2 separate regions of the Homo sapiens genome follow, and region 2 is linked to region 1. A link is a loop called in an ENCODE intact Hi-C map of the cell type or tissue named here. Cell type or tissue: GM12878. All regions are shown on one strand. Links, peaks and the distances in the headings refer to the core of each region. The heading gives the core; the rest is flanking DNA.

Region 1 (10,741 bases), core at 1,851-9,850:
TTTATTTATAGTGGATGGGAACAGAAAATATGGATGAAATAGTAAAACATACAAAGCAATACCTGAAACAGATATCCTTGAACCATTCATACTGTCACACAGAAATCTAGGGGACACTCTTCTGTCTTAAGTAGGAAGTAGGCTTTCATGCCAGTTATTTTGCTCTATATTTACAATAACTCTTTTAAGTGTTGTTCTGTATAACTTACAGAATTCTAAAACAGAGTATGTATTTTTCAACCTATAAAAATCAATTACAGTACTCCCCTCCTCAAATTTGAGGAGGATGCATTCCAAGACCCCCAGTGGATGCCTGAAACCATGGTTAGTACTAAACCCTATGGATTCTGTTTTTTCCTATACATACATACCTGTGATAAAGTTTAATTTATAAATTAGATATCATAAGAGATAACAATTATAACAATAGACCATAATAAAAGTTAAGTGAATGTGATTGCTCTCAAAATACGTTAGTGTACTATACCACAGGTAACTGAAACCACAGAAAGCAAAACTGCTAATGAGGGAGGACCATTGTAATGTAATATACTGTGTGAATAGACTAAAGAACAAAACCCACATTATTAAGCAGATACAAAAGAGGCATTTGACAAAATCTAATGCTATTTTATGTGAAAAAAAACTAAGAATGGAAGGGAAATTTCTCAACCTCAGTGGAAAATCCAGAGTCAACAATATACTTGATGGTAAAGGACTGAAATCTTTCTCTCTAAAATCAGGAACAAGACAAGGAAATCCACTCTTGTCACTCCTATTCAACATTGTACTGGAGTTCCTAGTAGGCCAACTAGAGAAGAATAAAAAATAAAAGTTATCCAGTAAAGGAAGATGCAAAACTATCTCTATTTTCTGATGACATGATCTTAAATATAGAAAAATCCTAAGGAATCCACACACATGCAAATTAAAGCTTGTCTATTAGCAAGGTTTCAGGACAAAAGGTCATCATACAGAAATTGTACACTAGCAGTGAAAAATCTAAATGAAATTAAGAAAACAGTTTCATTTATGATAGCATCAAAAAGAATAAAATACTTAGGAATAAATTTAGCAAAGGAACTGCAAGAGTTGTTCACTGAAAATTATCAAACATTTTTTGAAGAAATTATAGGCCTAAATAAATGGAAAGATCTCCTGTGTTCATCACTGGAAGACTTAACTATTGTTAAGATGACGTATTCCCCAAATTAATTAATCTATAGATTCAGCACAACCTCTGTTAAATCCCTTCTAGCTTTTTTTTTTTTTTTTTTTTGCAGATCTTAAAATACATATGGAAATGTGAGGGACCCATAATAGCCAAAACAATCTTGAAAAAGAACAAAGTTGGAGGCCCCACAGGTCCCAATTTCAAAACTTAATGCAAAGCAACAGTAAATTAGAGCTTGTGGCATTGACATAAGGTTAGGCACATAAATCAGCAGATTAGGATTGATTGTACAGAAATAAACCCCCACATTTAATAAAGGTGCCAAGACAATTCAGTAGAGAAAGAATAGCCTTCAACAAATGGTACGGGGACAACTGGATATCCACATGCAAAAGAATGAATGTGATCCCCATCTCATACCATATTCAGATGACTCAAAATGTCTTAAAAACCTAAATGTAAAAGCTAAAACTATAAAACTTGTAGAAGAGGACCTGGGTAAATTTTTGTACCTTGGATTAGATAACATTTAGTTAGATATGACACCTAAGGTACAAGCAATACAAAAATTGATAAATTAGACTGGGAATGAAAAAAACTGATAAATTAGACTCGATCAAAATTAAAAATGTCTGGCTGGGCATAGTGACATGCACCTGTAGTCCCAGCTACTCGGAAGGCTGCAGCTGGAGGATTGTTTGAGCCCAGGAATTCAAGGCTGCAGTGAGCTATGATTACACCACTGCACTCCATCCTGGGCGACAGAGCAAGAAGCTGTCTTAGAAAAGTTAAAAAAAATTTTTTTTAAATAAAGCTTAACCAGCATCAAGAAAAAAAATGTTTTTCAAAGGACACAATCAAGAAAGTATAAAGACAACCCACAGAATGGGAGAAAATATTTGCGTATTATACATCTGATAAGAGTGGAGTGTCCAGAATATATAAAGAACTCTTATAACTCAATAATAAACGACAACCCAATTTTAAAATGGACAAAGAATATTTATCTCCAAAAAAGATAGGCAGATGGCCAGTAAGCACACAAAAGGATACTTAACACCATTAGTCATGAGGGAAATGCTACAATGAGTTACCATTCCATGCCCACTAAAATAAAATGCATGGAAAATAACTAGTATTAGGGAGGATGTGGAGAAATTGGAGAACTGGTGAAATTGGAACGCTAATACATTGCCAGTGAGACTATGAAATGGTGCTACCACTTTGGCAGTTCTTTTGAAGGTTAAACATAGAGTTACTCTGTGACCAAGCAATACTACTTCTAGGTATATAGTCATGAGAAATGAAAACATGTTCACACAAAAACTTGTACATGAATATTCTTAGCAAAATTATTCATAATATTCCAAATTGGAAATAGCCCAAATGTCCGTCAAATGAAGAACAGATTTTAAAAATACGGTATATCTGTACAATGGGATATTATTAAGCCATAAAAAAGGAATAACATACTGATACATGCTACAACATGGGGGAACCTTGAGAACATTATGCTAGGTGAAAGAAGCCAAACATTAAAGGCCGCATACTACATGATCCCATGTATATGAAGTATCCAGAAAAGGCAAGTTTATAGAGACACAAAGTAGATTGTGCTTTCCTACTGCAGGAGAATAGGGAGTGACGACTAACGGCTCCCGAGTTTCATTTTGAGGTAATGAAAATATTGTGGAATTTGGTTAGTGGTGATAGCTTCACACTTTGTTAATATAGCAAAAACCACTGAATAGCATCCTTTAAAATAATAAATTTTATATGTGAATTATACCTCAATTTAAAAAAGTAATTTAAAAGTGATTTTAAAACAATCATGCAGTCACCTTTGGAGGTTGGTATGGCATGAACTAATTATTCTGAAAATGATCAATATATGGAAATAATTCTTTACTAACTGATGAACAGGGTAACCAAATAGCAGATGAGGAAAAACTTTAAAAAAATAAAGTTTTTCTGAGGATGTAAATGATTAATGCAGAAGGCCTATAGAATATCGTGATTTTGCTGCACCTAATGGAAAATGTAATGATCATCATTGATCGCTAATGAGGGCACTTTATAAGGGATATCTTAGTCCCTTCGGGCTGCTATAACAAAATACCACAAATTTATTTCCCACAGTTTGGAGGCTGGAAAGTCCAAGATCAATATGGTGGCAGATTCAGTGTCTGGTGAAGGCCTACTTTCTGGTTCATAGATAGCACCTTTTAGCTGTGTCCTCACATGGTAGAAGTGAGGCAGCTCACTGGGGCCTCTTTTATAAGGGCACTAATCGCATTCGTGAGAGCTCTACCCCCATGACTTAATTATTTCCCAAGGGCCTCCACCACCTAACTCCTTGGAGGTTAGAATTTCAACATGTGAATTTTTGGGGAACACAAATATTCAGACCATATCAGGATGGATCAGGCAGATAGGATTAGAACTGTCTGGTCCATCTTAATATTACTAAAAAGACATGTGTCTCCTGCCGTCAGTCTATTGAATCAAAGGAGTTTTGTTTCAGAGGGTATCCATTCACTTTGTAAAATAGTCCTCTACAGTTTTGTTTAAGGTGTGCATTTCTCAACATCTCCAGGCACTCCTGTTTTAATTTTACTGCATCTGGCAGCCTTTGTCAGAAAGTATGGCTTAGGGCAAGATGGAGTCTGTGTTTCTGTTTTCCTTTTCTTTTTGTGTTTTTGTGTGATTTCTGAGAGGAGAGAAGGTCCCAGATATCTTTACCAAGTCATCTTAGACCTAAAAGTCTTTGGGAACTACCTCACTAGATCAGGTAGAAGATAATCCAGACCTGAATGAGGGCAGAGATTATATTGATAAAGTAACAGCATGGATTGATTTGTTATTTGGGGATTAAATTAGGCAGGGCACATAGTAGGGCCTCCTTGGATGTTTGATGGCTGTTGAATGAACGTAAGTGAATCTGTTCAGTTTTAGGGTTTTATTGCATTTTTGATATGGATTGTGCCAGTATATCTGTAAAGTTCACTTCTATGGCTACCATGCATGACTTGAGTCAGTTCTGGGCTTCTAGAGGAGAGGTTACAAACTGGTGGCCAGTAGGACAAACTAGCCTACCACTGTTTTATTTGGCTTTCATGGTGTTTGGTTCTTTTTTTCCTTTAATTTCCTGCCAGCATTTCAAAATAGATTTCACATAAAAACCAGGGTTCCTGGCTTCTCTTGAAAAAGCAGATGATCTGGCAAAACTGGACTTATATTTCCTCATGGCAGCAACTCAGCTGACACTGACTGCATTAGACCAAGTCCACTGCTGCCTGTGTCACTCACTTTTCCTGTGAGCATTTGAGCTTGTGACTCTAAGGGCATTGCTTTCAGGAAGCTGTTTTCTAAATCTTAACGTTACTTTTAGTGATCTTTCTACTTATATTGCTATTTAACACACCATGTGGTTATGTCACTTACTTAATTAGAGTATAAGGTCTGTAATACCAGTAAGTATGTGTTTTCTGTTTCTGGATCTTATCCATGGTGCTGGTATAGGGCCTTACACACTGTAGCAAGGTGAGTACATATATATCTCTACACCGATTTTTACAGAGTAATTGAGGAAGCCTATAGTGCCAAAACAGTCAAGACCCTTTTATGCTCTTCCAAAGCATCTTGACACATTGGTTTGGAAAAGATAGGGAAAAGATTATTATCATCTTGGAGAAATAATTTGTGTTTATTCATGGTAATTCCTGCCTCTTATCTTTACTAATGTTATCAGTTAATTTCAGTATTGAAATTACTTGGTAAGTTACTTGCATTGTGAAGCTGATAAGCAACATTTTGGATTTAACTATTTTCTTAGCCATATTAATTACCTGGATTCTTTGAAGTTAGGATTTTTGGATTTTCTTTTTGTTTTTTTAAAGACAGGTTCTCACTCTTTTGCCCAGGCTGGAGCACAGTGGCACAATCATAGCTTACTGCAGCCTCAAACTCCTGGCCTTATGCAATCCTCCTGCCTGAGCCTTCTGACTACCTGGGACTATAGGCATGTGCCATGGCTGTAAAAATAACAACAACAACAAAAAGTCAAAAGCAAAACAAACAAAAAAATCTCTAAAAAAATACTTTTTTTTTTTTTTGAGATGGGGGTCTTACTGTATTGCCCAGGCTGGTCTCAAACTCCTGGCCTCAAGCAGTCCTTCCACTTTAGCCTCCCAAGTAGCTGGGATTACAGGTGTAAGCCACTGGGCCTGGTTCTTTGAAGTTAGGTTTTATAAGTATTTTCTCGTAGGTAAAATGATTTCAGAAAATAAATGGAAAGAGCTGAGGTTTTACTGCAATCTTCATTGTCAGGAAGCATATAGAAAAATGAATTTTTAGAAAAGTGTTATTTGATGCTCTAAGTGCAGAGATTAGTGAAAACTGTTGATGGTAATATTAGGAATATAGGAAAAGGCTGTGTTGTGTGCATGTGATTGGGTTGTAGAGCTCAATTGAAGTCATTGAATCGATGACTGTCAAGTTTTTTTTTTAAATTATTTTATGAACACAAATCTGTCTTTTTAGCCTCACACTAGCCAGTTAGGTAATGATTTTGAATTATCTAGTTTGAACATTGTAAACGTTGGTTTCATGCCAAGAATATTTAAGCCTTATTGTGTTTTCGTTTGTACATTAGGTGCGAAATTCATCCACACTTCTCTTTAGTGCCTTGATCACAAGAATTTTTGGAGTTAAAAGGGCAAAGGATGAACATTCCAAAACAAATAGGTAAGCTCCATTTAAGGCTAACTTTACTTTTTTTAAAAAATACAATATTGTCCTGGCCAAAAACAAATTTTGAAATTGTGCCTACTGTTATAGATTCATCTAGAGCATAAAACTATAAAAATACTGTAATGAATTAACCTATGCTGCCAAGTTATAAACCCTTGGGCAAAAATATCAACTGTTTAATAAGTGGACCTTTCAAAGCAACAAAAATTTAGCAAGGTAGCAAGGGGTGAAATGTAGAGCTTGTTTCTCCATGCAAAAGCTAGTGTTTTTTTTGTTTTTTTTTTTTTAATTGCATCTTCTTTAAGTAGTCCTGAAATGTCTTAACTTTACTTGTATATATTATCCTAGCTTGTATAATATCTTTAATTTTATAGGTGGAAGTTTAAATGTTTATGATCCTCTCATTAGAACATCTCTCACATTACCTTTGCATTAAACTCTTGTACTAAGAGGAGCACCTATATGTGTTAACCACAAGAAATAAACAGTGCTTTTTACTTTTGGTCTTTAGTTTTATGTTTAACCTCTAATTTGTTTTTGTCTTTAAAAAACAGCTTTTTTGTTATGCCTGAAAAGAAACCTGTGGAACCATTTTGATTTTGGGTAGTTTTTAGATAAAAATGCACAAGATCTGTTTGTTTTTAAAGAAGAAAAGCTTTGAATAGTTGTTTTTTAGCACTTAAGAGGATTTAATGGTAATCTAATTGACTTGCAGTTGTTAACACTAGATGTCACTGTTGCTGCACATTTAATTACTTCCTTAACTTTATTTAGGATCCAGTTTGGCCCAGTGGTCTTTCTCTTGAGGATCTAGAGTTATATTCAAAGCCCTATTCCCTTCTTCCCTAAAAAAGTCATTATGCTTCATATTTAAGTTTTAAGCTAATGTTTATTGAAATGCATTTTTGTGTGATGGAACTAAATCTTAGGAATTAAAAAAATATGAAATCATTTTGTGATGTACTAGTGATAATTCTAATGAAACCTACTATGGTATTTCCGAATTATCATTTAAATTGCTTCTTGTCACCCTGTAACATTCACCAGATATTTAAAAGGAAGGTAACTGGCTGTAAGTATAAATCCCTTGAGCATGTTCAGGCAATACCAGAGAGCTTTTTAATTTTTTTTTTAACTGAGTATTTTTTAAATAAATAAAACATTACTCTTGTGGAGGGATGATTATAATTTTTATTTTTTAGCCTGTTCTTAAAGAAATTCTTCCTGTCACTAACTTGAAATCACTAATATTTGTTTCTCCTTAGCTTTGTCTATTTTGTTAATAATTCTCCAGTGTGCTACAGTTTAAAACAGTTGGGTCATGTTATAAGGCCTTGATAAATACTGGTATAAATGAAATATGATATTAAGTCATCAAACAAGTAAAATTAATGTTTAAAACTGAACTTGAAGAAAATTTTTTTTTGTTTTTTATGAAGTGATTCTTGAATATATATATAAATATATATACATTTTACTATGTATAGGAGAAAATGATCAGAAAATGAGAAAACCTCATTTAGGTTGTATCTGAGGGAGGAAGAATAGGGCAGTGATACTATACAATTTTAATTTTTTGCCAAAGTTACAATGATGGAAACCTCCATTATAAATTTATTCCTCTTGGATAGGAAAGATTACAAAATATATAAGATTTCTAGAAAAAAGGAAATAGGAATGAGAAGTTTTTAACTGTGAAGAATGTGAGAGCTTTTAATTTTAGTAATCTGAAGATCGGTATGGACCATTATGTGTACAAGGCTTCTGTTCCCTGTTTAACCCATGAAGATATATTTCTTGGCAGCTCCCATTAGGTTTGCTTTGCAAAACCTTTAGTGTCTTAAATTTGCAGTTGCTTGTGATGGTTCTTTTAGTTTTAGTTTGTTTAATTATGTCACTTTTTGTTTAAATGTTTATATGCCTGTTCCTTCCAATATTAACTTTCTGAAGGAAGGACCTTTTTCATCTGTTCTGGGTACGTAATGGGCACTTTAAGAAGGCTAGTAATAATGATATCTTGGTTGGTTACTTATCCACCGGATAACTAACCTCAGCCGGTGACACACCTCACAAGTCAGTTGTTTCCTTTCACAACCACAGATTGTCCTGCTCGCAATTTGGAAATGTGTGTTCTTGGTCAGAGGGAACTGGACATAAAAAGAACATCTGCTTTTTCCATCTAATGGGAAATAAAGGTCTGACTTGGAGTAAACAAACCTGGTTTCTAGGCATTTTGCTGCCACTGGAGATGACCTTAATAGGCCCCCTTATCCACTTTGCACTTCAGTTTCTCCATCTATATACCAGGAATAATAAGATCTGTGCTGTCTACTCCTAGGGCTATTGTGAGGATAAAACAAACTATTAGAAGTTCATTTTCTTTAACATATTGGAAGTCCTAGGCAATTAGAGATATAGTTTGGTTTTTCTTTCTGTTACCACTTCTGTGATTGTACTCATCTGATTGTCTTGCTCTTAAGACCGTGCTTTTTGAGGACAAGGTCAGTATCTTAACCATTCTTGGGTACCTAGAGTCTAGCATAGTATCTGGCATATAGAAGGCATATAGGAATAATTGCCTAATGAATAAGTAAATTTTGTTACTAGAGGAGAAATAAGAAATCTGGTTTCTACTCCTGCGTTTGTTACAATATAACCACTATAATCAACTGAGACAAAATAGCCAACCTCTCTGGGCTTTGGTTTTCTTCTCTGTAAAATAAGGTTTGGAATATTCCTGAGGTCTTTTCTTTTTTTAAAATACTAAAGTAAGGCTTTACATAATGTTACTGGAATTGTAAGTTTGGTAAAATGATGTATTCCCAGTGCCGTAGAACAGTCCCTGTCGCATAGTACAGACAAGAAGTTCCTGTTTCATATATAAAGAAAGGAGCAGAGGATCCTTTGTAAGTGTGTAGAGGGTACCTGTAATGACTGAATTTTTGCACCCATTAGTCTTATTTTAGATGTGTTTTTTGGGTTTTAAAGAATGAGAAAACAGAAGTTTCACTTGTGCTTTTAAAGTAATATTATTACATTTTAACTTTTAAAGCTCTTTTCCTTTCTGTTTATTGCTGCGTGACTGACTTGGCCTGACAGAATGAAGAACTGATTTTATGTAAAATCAGAACCAGCAAAGCTCTGCAACCTGTGCAATATGCATGTTTTCTAAAATAGCCTCCATCTCCATGTGAGTGAGCTCAGCTTCATAGCTCCTCATTTCTTACAGGACAGGAGCTAAACTAATATGGCGCTTAGCTCTAGGTCTTTCCTTTTAGCCCCTGTGTGTATTAACTTTCAGCTGTGAGTCCCAGCTAAATGATACATGTCAATATGTAGCAATCAGAAAAGGTTTATTTTTGACTTCTTGGAGTGTGCTTTGCCAAAGCTTCATGCAGGTTCTTAATGTATAGCATTGTCTAGCTTTTGCACACTCTCCACCTTAAATCAGTGAGCCAATGAGAATTTGAAAGCACTTATCATGAACTCAGTATTAACATAATAGGGGAGTACATGAAGAATATAAAACTTGGATCTTACTCAAGGAGTTTACAGTTCAGTTAGGAAGACAAAAATTGTTACATGTGAGTCAGATACAAATAGGAGACACCATATAAAAATCACCTGTACAATGTGATGTGAGTGATGAACACATTAGAAATTTATAAATGGTAGAATTGAGTGGAGTATATGTTGGGGGGAAGTAGTATTTTTTACAAGGCATTGGGAAATGAGTAGATTTGGGGTACATGGAAACAGGTAGATTGAAAGAGGAACAAAATAATAGTTTTGTTTACTGTGTTAAGTACAATCTCTATTCTGTCTTATTAAAGAGAGCTCATATTCAAATTAATAGCTTAGGATAATTTAGTACAATTTAAGAAGAAAATGTGTTTCTAAAATCATGGGATGATCCAAGTAAAATTGTTTCTAGTGACTATGTTGGGAGATGTTAAATTGTATTTATTTTATTTTCCAGGGTATAAGTGATAGAGAATTATTTTAGTTATTTTTCTTAGCATTTTAGTGGTGTAGGTCTGGAAGGATCCTTCAAGGGGCATCTAATCCAGTCCAGCATCGTGCTTATAGAGAGATTTTGAAGCAATTTCCAGACAGACTGGCTTCTCTCCTGTTCTTCATGTTTTCTAGGAAAAGAGATTCCACAAGTTTCTGTGGTTACCCACGCTATTGTTTGGGAAAGAATTGAATTCTCAAAACTAAAATTGAAAGCTGCAGGGCAATTGGGTTTTCATATTTTAGAGAATGTAATTATTAGAATTCAGAATAGCTTATTTGCTTCGAACTACATAGTAACTTGTAGCAAGCCCTATTTGGCCAAATTGAAAAACAGAATTTTCTTTTGACTGTGGCCGGGGTAATTTTTTTTTCTTTTTTTTTTTTTTCCCCCCCAAGACAGAGTCTCGCACTGTTGCCTGGGCTGGAGTTGAATGGCAGGATCTCAACTCACTGCAACCTCTGCCTCCCGGGTTCACGCAATTCTCCTGCCTCAGCCTCCCGAGTAGCTGGGATTACAGGTGCACACTACCACACCTGGCTAATTTTTTGAAATTTTTTTTTTTTAGTAGAAATGGGGTTTCACTACATTGGCCAGATTAGTCTTGAACTCCTGACCTTGTGATCGCCTGCCTCAGCCTCCCAAAGTGCTGGGATTATAGGCGTGAGCGGCCAGGGTAATATTAACATCCTCAAACCCAAACAGTTCTAATTTTCTCCACTGAACAAGCATTTATTATGTTTTTACTCTGGGCCAGGCCCTCTGCTAGTTACTGGGATCCAAAGATAAATCAGAAATAC
Region 2 (10,741 bases), core at 1,342-9,341, 84 kb after region 1:
CCCAGCTCCTGCCTTACATGCAGCTCATCCCAGCCCAAGAACCCCGAGGGTAGATCCGGAATGCTTTTCCAGCTGTTGCATGAGGAGAACAGTAGACCAGAGTGTGGCTCATTGGTACAGGGTCAGAGAGAAACCCCTCAGATAGGCTGGGAGGGAAGATTATGCCAAAATTTCAAACTAAGTGTAGTGGTTATTTTTACTTGCTTAGGAAAGATGATTCCCTTTTATTTTCTAGGGCTCCCAATGTCTTTGTATGTACTTTGCTATAAAGTCTTTTCCATATTTTTCCCAGAGTCAGGAAAGAATTATTGCTAAGGTATAGCACATTTCAGTGCCCCTGAGGAGAATCTTCTTCTCAGCTGTCTAAAACATTTGGTTGGAATCTGAAAAATTCAGTTTCAAATTGTATTTGTTGTTGTCTCAAAAAATGATGAAACATTTAAATGAAATTTCAAATGAAATGTAATTTTCATGCTTCATCTCTACATTTTGATCAGCAAGTGACCAGAAATTAGCGTTCAGAAATTATGCATCTTTTCATTTATTTAAGAATATTTCTAATTCTGAACAATTAAAGCATATTGTTTAGAGAGCTTTTAAAGTAACAACTGCATTGTGTACCTTCACCCCTCCCTGTTGGAAAATCTCCTTGCCTTATTTCCTGGCACTGAAAGGGATGGTATGAATCAAGTAGCCATAGCCATTGCACCTGGGACTGTGTTTCTGCCACGTCAGGTTGCTGAGTGCTGTGCCTATTTCTTGCAGGGGCAAGTGGAGGGATGTCCAGATGATGGAGGCTGATTTCTAGCTCCCAGCAGCTGACATTTCACAGCCTGGAATTAATAGCCTGTGGCCTGTCAGCCTGGGTCACTGGGAGGCAATGTGAAGGTGACCTCAAAAGCATGCTTTTCTGAGGCTTAGACTCTGTGGTTGGGCTTGTCTCAAGGGGTCACACACTACAGTTTTCAGATGTTCTGTTGTGGCTTATTGTTGGCCTTTCTTCATAATTTTTTTTAAGGGTTTAATGTGTTGCTTAGAATTAATTTGCAAAGAGCTTTGAGCTGCCCGATAGGTAACGTATGTAAACATTCTACCTGAAGTTACTTTGTGTGTCTGGAAATGTGCAGTTTTTAGCTTAGCTACTGTCTACAGCTCTTATTTTCTCCTTACTACCCAAACCAAGGATTTTTAAAAAATCAAACTTTAAAAGCTCCGAACTCATTACTCTTCCAAGAAATATATTTGAATAAAGAAATCCCTGAGCTATGCAGAGGGCAAGATTACAGTCAATGCAATTTTTATGTGCTAGTGGTTTGAATTGCAGGAAAAGGAGCAACTAGTTCGGGTGGTGGTGGTAGATCCTTTGATGAATGGAATATTGGCATAGGAAGAACAAGTAGAGAATCTGGCAACCTTGGCCATCACTGAACTCACCTGAGAATGTGGAAAAGGGCTTCAGGAATGCCACATTTATAACAAAAACATATTTAATACTTACAGGTCGTGCAGAAATATCTGCTTTTTCCAACTCACTGGATACAAACTTGGTGTGTGTGTGTGGTTTCTCTCTTTTATGCATGCACACGTACCCACACATATATGTTTTCCTGAAGGCAAGATTTGAAACTACGAACCACACAGAATTAAAAAGGAAAAAGAAATCTTAGTATAATAGCGGTAGAGTCGACAGAAAATAGACTTGGGCCCTGGACCTGGAGAATAAAGCCAATGGGCTTCACATAAACAAGTGAATAGGCCCCAGAGAAACTCAAGCCTCCTCTCCTTTCCAGCTCATTTAGAGGGGAAGGAGGAGGGTAGGCCTCTGTGAGCACTTGGAGCCTGTTTGGTACAGGCCAGGCTCTGTTTCCTCAGCCAGTTGTTGAGACAAAGAACACTAGAGAAAAACAATTTGTAAATGTGTATAAAGGTTTTATTTTCAAATTATTCCACCTGCCTGTCTTCTAGGCATTTTATTTTCATGCATTATTTCATTTAAACTTCACAACAGCCCTATGAAATGAGCACTCTTCCTTTTCCCCATTTATAGAAGGTACAAACCTAGGTTTACTGACTTATCTAAAGTCACACACTAGTAAGTGTCAGAACTCAGATGTAAACTTAGGTCTGCTGGATTCCAGAGCATGTTCTTAAGTCCCTGTCCTATGCGCTCTGTGATAAAGAACTATGAAGACCCTGTTTCTGTTCTCAATGTCATTTCAGTCTAGCAGACATGATGATGCCTGAGAGCTACTGTGGGGAAGGTAAGTGAGATGCACTGGCTGCTATGGGAGAGCTAAATATGCAATTGGAGTAGGCAGAGGGAAGGAAGTGATTGATTCTGATCACAGAAGGTACAGTAAAGTTTCACAAAAAAGGTAGTACCTTAGCAGAGGCCAGGCATGGTGGCTCATGCTTATAATCCCAGCACTCTGGGATGCCAGAGTGGGAGGAGCACTTCAGGCCAGGTGTATGAGACCCTGTCTCTACTTTAAAAAAAAAAAAAAAAAAGAAAAGAAAAAGAAAATTAGCTAGGCCTGGTGGCACCCAACCGTAATCCCAGCTATTCAGGAGGCTGAGGTGGGAGGATCACTGGAGCCCAGGAATTCAAGGCTGCAGTGAGCTATGATCAAACCACTGAACTCCAGCCTGAGTGACAGAGCGAGACCCTGTCTCTAAACAAAAATGTAATACCTTAGCATAGTTCAGAAGATGAAGAGGAGTTCCCCTCTTCATTACAAGAGTACAGGAGTAAAAGTACAAGAGTAAAAGGACATTACTCTAGTGAGAATGAACTGAAATGTGCAAAGGCACTAGTTGGCTTGCCAAAACATACATAGAAAAAAGATTTTTTGAAGGTAGTATAATCCAGAGCTTCAGCCTGCTGTGTGTCACCCAGCCTTTAGAGATGGCCTATTAAATAGGGTTGTCTCAACTTTGGGTTGTCAGTAGATGACCATTTCCCAGGAGCTGACAGCTGTGCTGTAGGACAAACAGACCATAATGGCATGGCTGGCATTCTTGAGTAACTTTAGTGAGAGGTTTTAGGGGGTGTGTTGGGGGTGTGGGGTCAGGGTCAGACATAGCTTTTTTGAACTCATACCAGCTCTGAAGATGCAAACCGCTTGGTTAAGTAGGGGCATCTAGAGCAAGTGGATGGTCCTTTTCATCATTGACAGAAGTTTGGGGCCTCTGTTTTGCATATGGTATAGCCTCACCTGAAAAATAAGAATCAGGGCTGGAGGTGGGCCAGGAAATGGGGAGGAACTGGGGGAATGTTAATTATGTTAATGAGGTAGGATGGAAGGGGATATTGGCTGGATCCTGAAGCCATTTGGAGACTTTGAAGCCTCTGGTTCCTGTGACATGCAGGGACTCGCCCAGTGCTACTGAGCCTTAAAGTTCCCTCAGTTCAAAAATACCTCCCCAACATTGCCTACAAAGTTTCTTTCAGCCACTCTGGCTTGTCAGATTTAAATGAGGTACCACATATAGAGCCTGGTCTTTAATAAGTGTTCAGGAGATGTTAGCTATTATCAGCATCATCTTCGTTGTTCTGCTTCACGGTCTACAAATTAGAGACTGATTGGTTCTCTAAGTTGTTCATACCTCAGTGTGATTAGGTTGAATGTTTGGAAACATTCGGCTTTTCCAAGGCTCTGGGGATTTTGAGGCAACTGCGTTGTAAAGTCTTAGAAAGACTGAATTTTGTAGGTAGACAGACCCTAATTAAAATGCAGGCTTTATGCTAGTTTTATGACCCAAAGTATGCTGGGACACCTCACTCTGTTCATCTTAAAATAAGGTTAATGACACTGACCTTGGAATGAAGATTAATGAAATAATTAAAATAGTGTATCAAAAGCACATAGCCAGTCCTGGCACATACTAGTGACTTAATCTCAGTTTCCTTCCTTTTGTCTGGGTGCCCTGAGGGGCAGTTTGGGTTCACACAGGGAAAGGCACAGGCCTGGGAAAGGACTTCTTTCTTGCCAAACCCAAGCGCTCTCTGCCTCTCCGCCGCCTCTCCCCACTTAGGCAGAGCTGGGCATGATCACCTAGACTAGTACTCCCACACACAGGAGTCACACTTACACAGCAGCAGCAGCTTGTGTTTACTTCTCATGGCCTGAGAATCATTGGCTGGTTCTTCTGTCTTCCACACTAGACTGTAGGTTGCTTGTGGCCTAGGCAGTGATTTTCTCTCCAGTTCTCTGGTACCTGACCAAGTGTGTGCTGTGCTAGGTACTCAGTAGATGTCCCTACGGATGTGTGTGGGCAGAGACAGTTTTGGTGATGTATAGCCACTTACCTTTGAAACCTTTCAGAAAAAAAGAACAGATTGTGAGAGTAGATATGAGAGGAGAACACTTAGAAAAAGCTTAGCCCCCACTCTGTTAAAGGTGGTAAAGTTAGCATGATCTCAGCAGAATGGTCCTTTTTTTGCTGAGAATAGTGCATTCTGAACTCTTCTTGGTTCCTCAAGTGTTAAGTCCAAGTGTGTATTTCACCCTCATTTGAAGATCCTTCATCTGTTGCAGAAAATTGTCTCAGCTCTGCCTCCCACTTCACTTTTCTGTGCCACTCTTCGGCTGTGAATGTCTGCATGGGTACCACCGATTTGTGATGAGCAGGCTGTATATCGCCTCTAAGCTGGTGGTTCCCTGTGAGCAGTGTTCTTCACTGCTGTGTCACATGCAGCAGAACACAAACCTGACAGCCACATCGTGTGGTCATTGATGTATGCAAAGGAGCAGCAGGAGGTTCTCCACCTGGGTCTGGGAAACTCCCCCCACAAGGGTTTTGGATGTGTGTCACGAACCTGAAACTGTGTGGGAAATTGTGTGCATATGTTCATAAATATATTCCTCTTGTGAGAGAGTCCATAGTTTACATTAGTTTCTGAAATATTTTCATGATCCTTAAAATTTTTTTTAAAAAAAAAAACAACAAAAAACCACTCATTTAGAAATTTTCCAAATATGTGTAAATTACAGTTTGTGTTTTTGTTAGCTAGGAGATATTTTTATGCTCCCTTGATTTCCAGGTGTGAGCTACAGGTTGGGTAGCCAGAGAGCTCTGGATCACAGTCTGCCGTGAGCATTGCTTACACTTAGCCCTCAGAGTTTTCACTGAATCCTTCTGAGCTTCATTTTATTTTTCTTCTGTTAATTTAGGTTTATAATGCCCTTTTGTCTACAGGAATGTTGCATAGTAAAGAGATCACAGGTGTGCAGGTGTTTTATCAACTGTCAAGTGCTGTACAATTGTGTGATGCAAGTATTCCTATTAAAAATGTATCATGTCTCAGCTGGGCATGGTGGCTCACGCCTATAATCCCAACACTTTGGGAGGCTGAGGCGAGTGGATCACGAGGTCAGGAGATCGAGACCATCCTGGCTAACACGGTGAAAGGCCGTCTCTACTACAAATAAAAAAAATTAGCTGGGCGTGGTGGCAGGCGCCTGTAATCCCAGCTACTCGGGAGGCTGAGGCAGGAGAATGGCGTGAACCTGAGAGGCAGAGCTTGCAGTGAGCCGAGATCACACCACTGCACTCCAGCCTGGGTGACAGAGCGAGACTCTGTCTCAAAAAAAGAAAAAGTGTCATGTCTCATGTCACACAGTATTGAGGACATGGTAGGCAGTCAATAAATAAGTGATTAAAATGAACATGGAAAGGGTTTATTGAAGTGAGAGGGCTAGAGGTTTTAAGACACTGGTGTCTGTGTACCTTGCAGATTCTGTGGAGAACCTAGTATTCAGGCCTAGAACATAGCTTAGGGCTATTAGAGGAACTGATTTTCAAGGAATGTTAAAAGTAGAAATGACCTTCGAGACCTTAAGTGTATTTGTTTTATTTTATGGAAGACACTGAGACTTAGAGAGACAGAGGCTATCCGATTTATTTCAGAAGGGCTTGAGACTCTTCCTCATCACTTTTAATAGTGGCCAAAAAAAGACCCTCTTTGCCTTCATATTATCAACATGTTGTCTTACCTTTTTAAAACAGCACAGAATTCACCACATGGTCTTAATTCTCTTTTTGGGGCTACTCACAGGCCTGTAATTCTGGAGTATACTGATGCTATTACTGGACACTGGCACAGTGCACTGTAAAAACTTGGAATTTCTGGAGCCCTTCCTTCTTGGAGTGTTCTCTTAGACATCATGTCAGACCACTAGGTGGAAAGCATTGCCACCATTCTTAACTGTACTGAGACTCAGAGAGGTTACTGTGACTTGTCCAAGTCACAGAACTCAGTGTCCAAAGCAGAATGAAAATTCAGGTGTTCTAATTTTCTATTCTCTTAACCGTTAGATTCTAAATGTTCTCATCAGACCCCCTCCCTGCCGCCAGTAGGCGACAAAACAGTAACCTAGAAATTTTTTTTCTTAGTGTATATATTTATATATATATATATATATAAATTTGTCTATGATCTAATCTTTCCACCTAAAGAATTTGCGATAGAATATTTAACCATTGCTTTATAATGAATGTTACTTAATTAAATATTACTTCAAGAATTGGCTTCTTTTTTGGTAATTGCATTACTTTTTTGAGGAGAGGTTTTGTTTTGCTTTTTAACCTGGTTGTGTGCATTTGGAAACCACCCTAACACAGGGTATCCAAAAGCAGAAAATACTGGCACTTTTCCCCCTTTCCATCCTTCCTCTTGTATGGATGCCAGAATCCTTTGGGAAATCATCATTTACAAAAGTCAGGAGCAAAAGGAGGGGCATTCTTTAGTGTACAGTCACTGCTAATTGGAAACTAAACATCTGTAACCATGTCAGAGTTATTTGTATTTGAAAAGAAACATTTATATACAAGAGCCCTTTCGGTAACATAAAACACAGTGTAACACAAAGTGTGTGTGTTGGAGAGGTCGGGGACAGACAGAAGGGGAAGCTTCCAACAAATGACTGCCTTACTAAGTGAGGTCATTTGCTAATTAAATTTCAAAACATTTTCAGAGTTGTTTTTTGTTTTTTTGTTTTTTTGTTTTTTGGTCAAATGAAGTTTCTCCCCGACCCCCACCCTTACCATTTCCTATAGGCCAAAGCAAACATTTTTCTGCATTTGCCAATTACAGATTAAACATTTAATCACTTAAAAAGAATAAGTGAGAAAATGGATGAGTTTTGGGAACTGTCCAGGATGAGTTGTGGGAACTGTCCAGCTACCTACTGTAACCATAGCTCTCTGCTTTCCCACAGATAATGTGAGGTGACCTCTTCTCCATCCTGAAACTATGTGCTGCTGGACCTACCCAATAGACGTAACTGTCTTGGGGGAAAAAGACACATTTTTTTTAAACACCCCATACTTCTTTTTCCTCTTCCCCTGCCTCCCCCAACACCATGATGAAATTCTGCTCAGGCTATTCTATTTGTACAGAAATTGTATCTGTATTTCTGTTGGCATATTAGAATAAATGTTGGTGATAACCTCTAGGGTGTTAGAAACATTGCTATTGTAGGGCCCTGTCCCTCTACTTACTGAGCCAACATGGCCATGTAGCCCTAATGGCCTAATTCTTACCAAGTAATTCCTTTGTAAACACAGATTAGTTTTGAAAACAGTCAAGAGGCCATCTCTTTTCCCCTACAGAGTCTACCGTCTTCTGACCTTCCCTATTCTTGTGATCTAAGATATTTCTGTAAGTTGAGTTACCTTTTTAATTGGATGAAAAATCATGAAGTCTTGAGCGTTCTAGTAAAGAACTTAGTTAAGCTGGTACTTAGCATATTGGACTTTCCTCTCAATCAATCTCCTATCTGTGAAGGCTTTAAAGTGCACAGTTTCAGCAAAATGGTTATGGCCTTTAAGTTTCTGATTGTTTGTGAAGTTGAGAGGCCTTTAGATGACCTGCCTTTACAATGACCTTTCTAGAATCTCAAAATAACTTGTCCAGGACTTTCACTATTTAAGAACTGGCTTTTATTCCCGCTCTTTGGGTATGAGTCAGCCCAGAGTCAAGGATTTGGTGATTTGAAGGTCCATCTCTTGTTCTCTTAACAGTAAGTTCAGACCATGTACTATGCTATTCGTAGCACTCCCCAGTATGGCCTGACCCACTTCTCAGCCTTAACTTCTACTGTTATTCATGAACCTCTGCGTTATTCAAACACATCTACCTAGACCTTGAGTATTTTTAGCCTTGCTTTATACCACTTTGCCCCTGGTTGAAATGGCTTCAGATCTTTCTTGGCCTACTTGAATCATGCTTGCTTTCCTGAGTTCCATCCTTCTTCTGAGTTTCTATAGTCATAATGTCAAGGTCACTTGCTTCTCACTTTTCCTATACTGTCTCGTACTTTTGGTCATTTTTTCAAATGTACTTTTCCTCTGGCCAACCAAAGTATGGGCTCTTCAAAGACAATGGTGACTGTCTTATTTTTTATGGCACTTATCATGGTGCTTTTGCTTATCATAAATACCCAATAAATAGTTAACAAGTAAGTTGTTTTTTGCTACTACCTGTTTATTGTCTTATTCCCAAGCCTGTCTACATTTAATCTCCATGATAAAGAATTATAGATGCTAGCAATGTTTTTAACCAAAGCAAAGTCACCTGTAGAACTAGTGCAGATACAAAACATCATTTGGGATAAGGAGCAGCTCCTGTCTCCCCCTAACCCCTGGATGTTCCAGGCCATGCTAGATAGAATGTAAGTATATACAAAGTCACAGATGTGGAGATGACTATTGAATGGTCTTGTGTTTTTATTTCTCCCCAGGTGTGGTCACTCACCTGTCTACCACTCCCGTGAAATGGCAGCTCGTGCCTTGGTCCCATTTGTTATGATAGATCACATTCCTAATACCATTCGAACTCTGTTGTCCACACTCCCCAGCTGCACTGACCAGTGTTTCCGGCAAAACCACATTCATGGGACACTTCTCCAGGTAAGTAAAGTTGCTTTGTGTGACTTCTGTCAAACACCATAAGATGAACTTTGGTTTCTTATGTACTGTTAGCTGGTGAAGATTTGATACACAGCCTCTTAACTTTATCTGTAGAACTTTTTTTTTTCTACTTCCGAAAGATCAGGTATCTCCTAGTTATACTTTTTTCATCCCAAATATCACTACAGTGTTACATTGTGATTCTCTTATATTATCTTTTGCAATACATCCTGTGTTTTCTGCAGTATACTTTCTCCCACTTGGCCTCACCTCTCTGAACCAGATAAAACTTTGTCTTTTCCATCAAGTATGCCTGCAAAACATTCTGGGCTACTACCTATTCCGAGTGAAACTGAAAGCATTCCTTGAGAGAGGTTAGCCTGAGAGGCACAGGAAGAGCTGTACACATCAGGGAGAGTTTGCCCTGTGGCACAGCACCTTAGTACGTGGAAGTATTGAACCTTTCCTGTTTTCTCTGTGCTACCAAAAAAAACTTATTACTTTGAATAAATGTACAAGTTTATTGTTTTTAACCTAACATTTCTTCTAGAAAAGAATAACATACAAAAAATAAATGAGAAAGAGACTTTTTACTGAAACTGCCCTATTTCAACCCTAACTTGAGGACAGGTAGTATTGGTGAGGTCTCCTGTTCAAATGGCTGCTATAGTGCTCATATAGGCATGCGGTTAGGGGTGGAAAATAAATGTCAGGTCATGTTCCTGGTTTATGAACAGAGTTGAGAGATGGCCTTGAGATCTCAATACATGTTATAAGCCTGAGATCGACACTGCTGACATGGCAGGCAGTGTGTGGAGTGATTAACAAGGTGAAACTCTGGAGCCAGACTGCCTGGGTGTGAATCTCAGATCTACCCCGCATTACTTATACATCCATGTCTTCATTTTTGAAATAAGGATAATAGTAGCATATACCTCATAGGGACTTTGTGAACCCTAAGGAAATTAATACATACAACATGCTTAGAATAGTGCCGGGTACACCACAAGATATATAGACAGTCATTATTGTTATTATTATCATTAATTTTAATAAACCTATACTATAATGAAAACTAATTATTTCATAACTAATTCCCCCTAGGTAATAAGAATGCAAGATAGAACTATCTTTTTCTTTTTTCTTTCTTCTTTTTTTTTGAGACAGGGTCTTACACTGTTTCCCAGGCAGGAGTGCAGTGGTGCAGTCTCGGCTCACTGCAAACTCCGCCTCCTGCGTTCAAGCCATTCTCGTGCCTCAGCCTCCCGAGAAGCTGGGATTACAAGCAGCCTGCACCCCCCTGTCCCCACAGTCACTAATTTTTGTATTTTTAGTAGAGATGGGGTTTCATCATGTTGGCCAAGCTGGTCTCGAACTCCTGACCTCAAGTGATCCGCCCACCTCAGCCTCCCAAAGTGCTGGGATTATGGACATGAGTCACTGTGCCTGGCCGTTCCTTGGTTGTTTTCTATATTCAACAAATGCCTACTACATTTCACTGTGTCACAGTCGCAATAGCAGCTAAGTCAGTTTTTGCCTTGAAGGAGCCAAGGACAAAAAAGGACCAGAAAATAGGCAGTCATGATGTAGTGTGCTAAGTGCTGGCTGAACACATAGCAGGGCCACCAGACTTGTCTAGGAAATCGGGGAAAATGTCCCAGAGGAAGTGACCTCTAAGCAGAGACTGAAGAAGTTAGCCAAGTAAAGAAAGGGAAGGAGTCTCCCATGCAAAGAGAGCAACATAAAGGCTCCCAGTGGGTAGCCCCCAAGTGGGAACTGCTGGTTTGGGTGGGACTGAAGTTCTAGGTTGGCAGTTTTCAAATTTGTC

What was found. Peaks named below come from ENCODE experiments on the same cell type or tissue, not always from the same donor. Only the 100,000 strongest peaks of a DNase experiment are listed, where the experiment ranks them.
Region 2: it touches region 1 in a loop (5-fold over the local background); 4 of 110 quality-filtered maps call a loop at or near these places.

What each region holds. Positions count from the first base shown.
Region 1 is chr2:43,480,413-43,491,153 of GRCh38, reverse strand. THADA (THADA armadillo repeat containing) reads left to right here. Exons shown (of 38, transcript NM_022065.5): 26 at 5,829-5,920. Among named protein-coding and RNA genes, the nearest start is that of THADA, 110 kb to the left of the region's middle. In GM12878, for the core only: a CTCF peak has its summit at 6,657 (motif pointing right); DNase peaks (open chromatin) are centred at 6,693, 8,033 and 9,023; H3K4me3 peaks cover 375 bases; H3K27ac peaks cover 2,075 bases.
Region 2 is chr2:43,396,143-43,406,883 of GRCh38, reverse strand. It overlaps THADA (THADA armadillo repeat containing), which reads left to right. Exons shown (of 38, transcript NM_022065.5): 29 at 8,745-8,913. Among named protein-coding and RNA genes, the nearest start is that of LINC01126, 170 kb to the right of the region's middle. RefSeq lists enhancers at 4,411-4,600, 4,681-4,930. In GM12878, for the core only: no CTCF peak of the experiment used is centred there; DNase peaks (open chromatin) are centred at 3,452, 4,213 and 4,713; H3K4me3 peaks cover 1,434 bases; H3K27ac peaks cover 4,714 bases.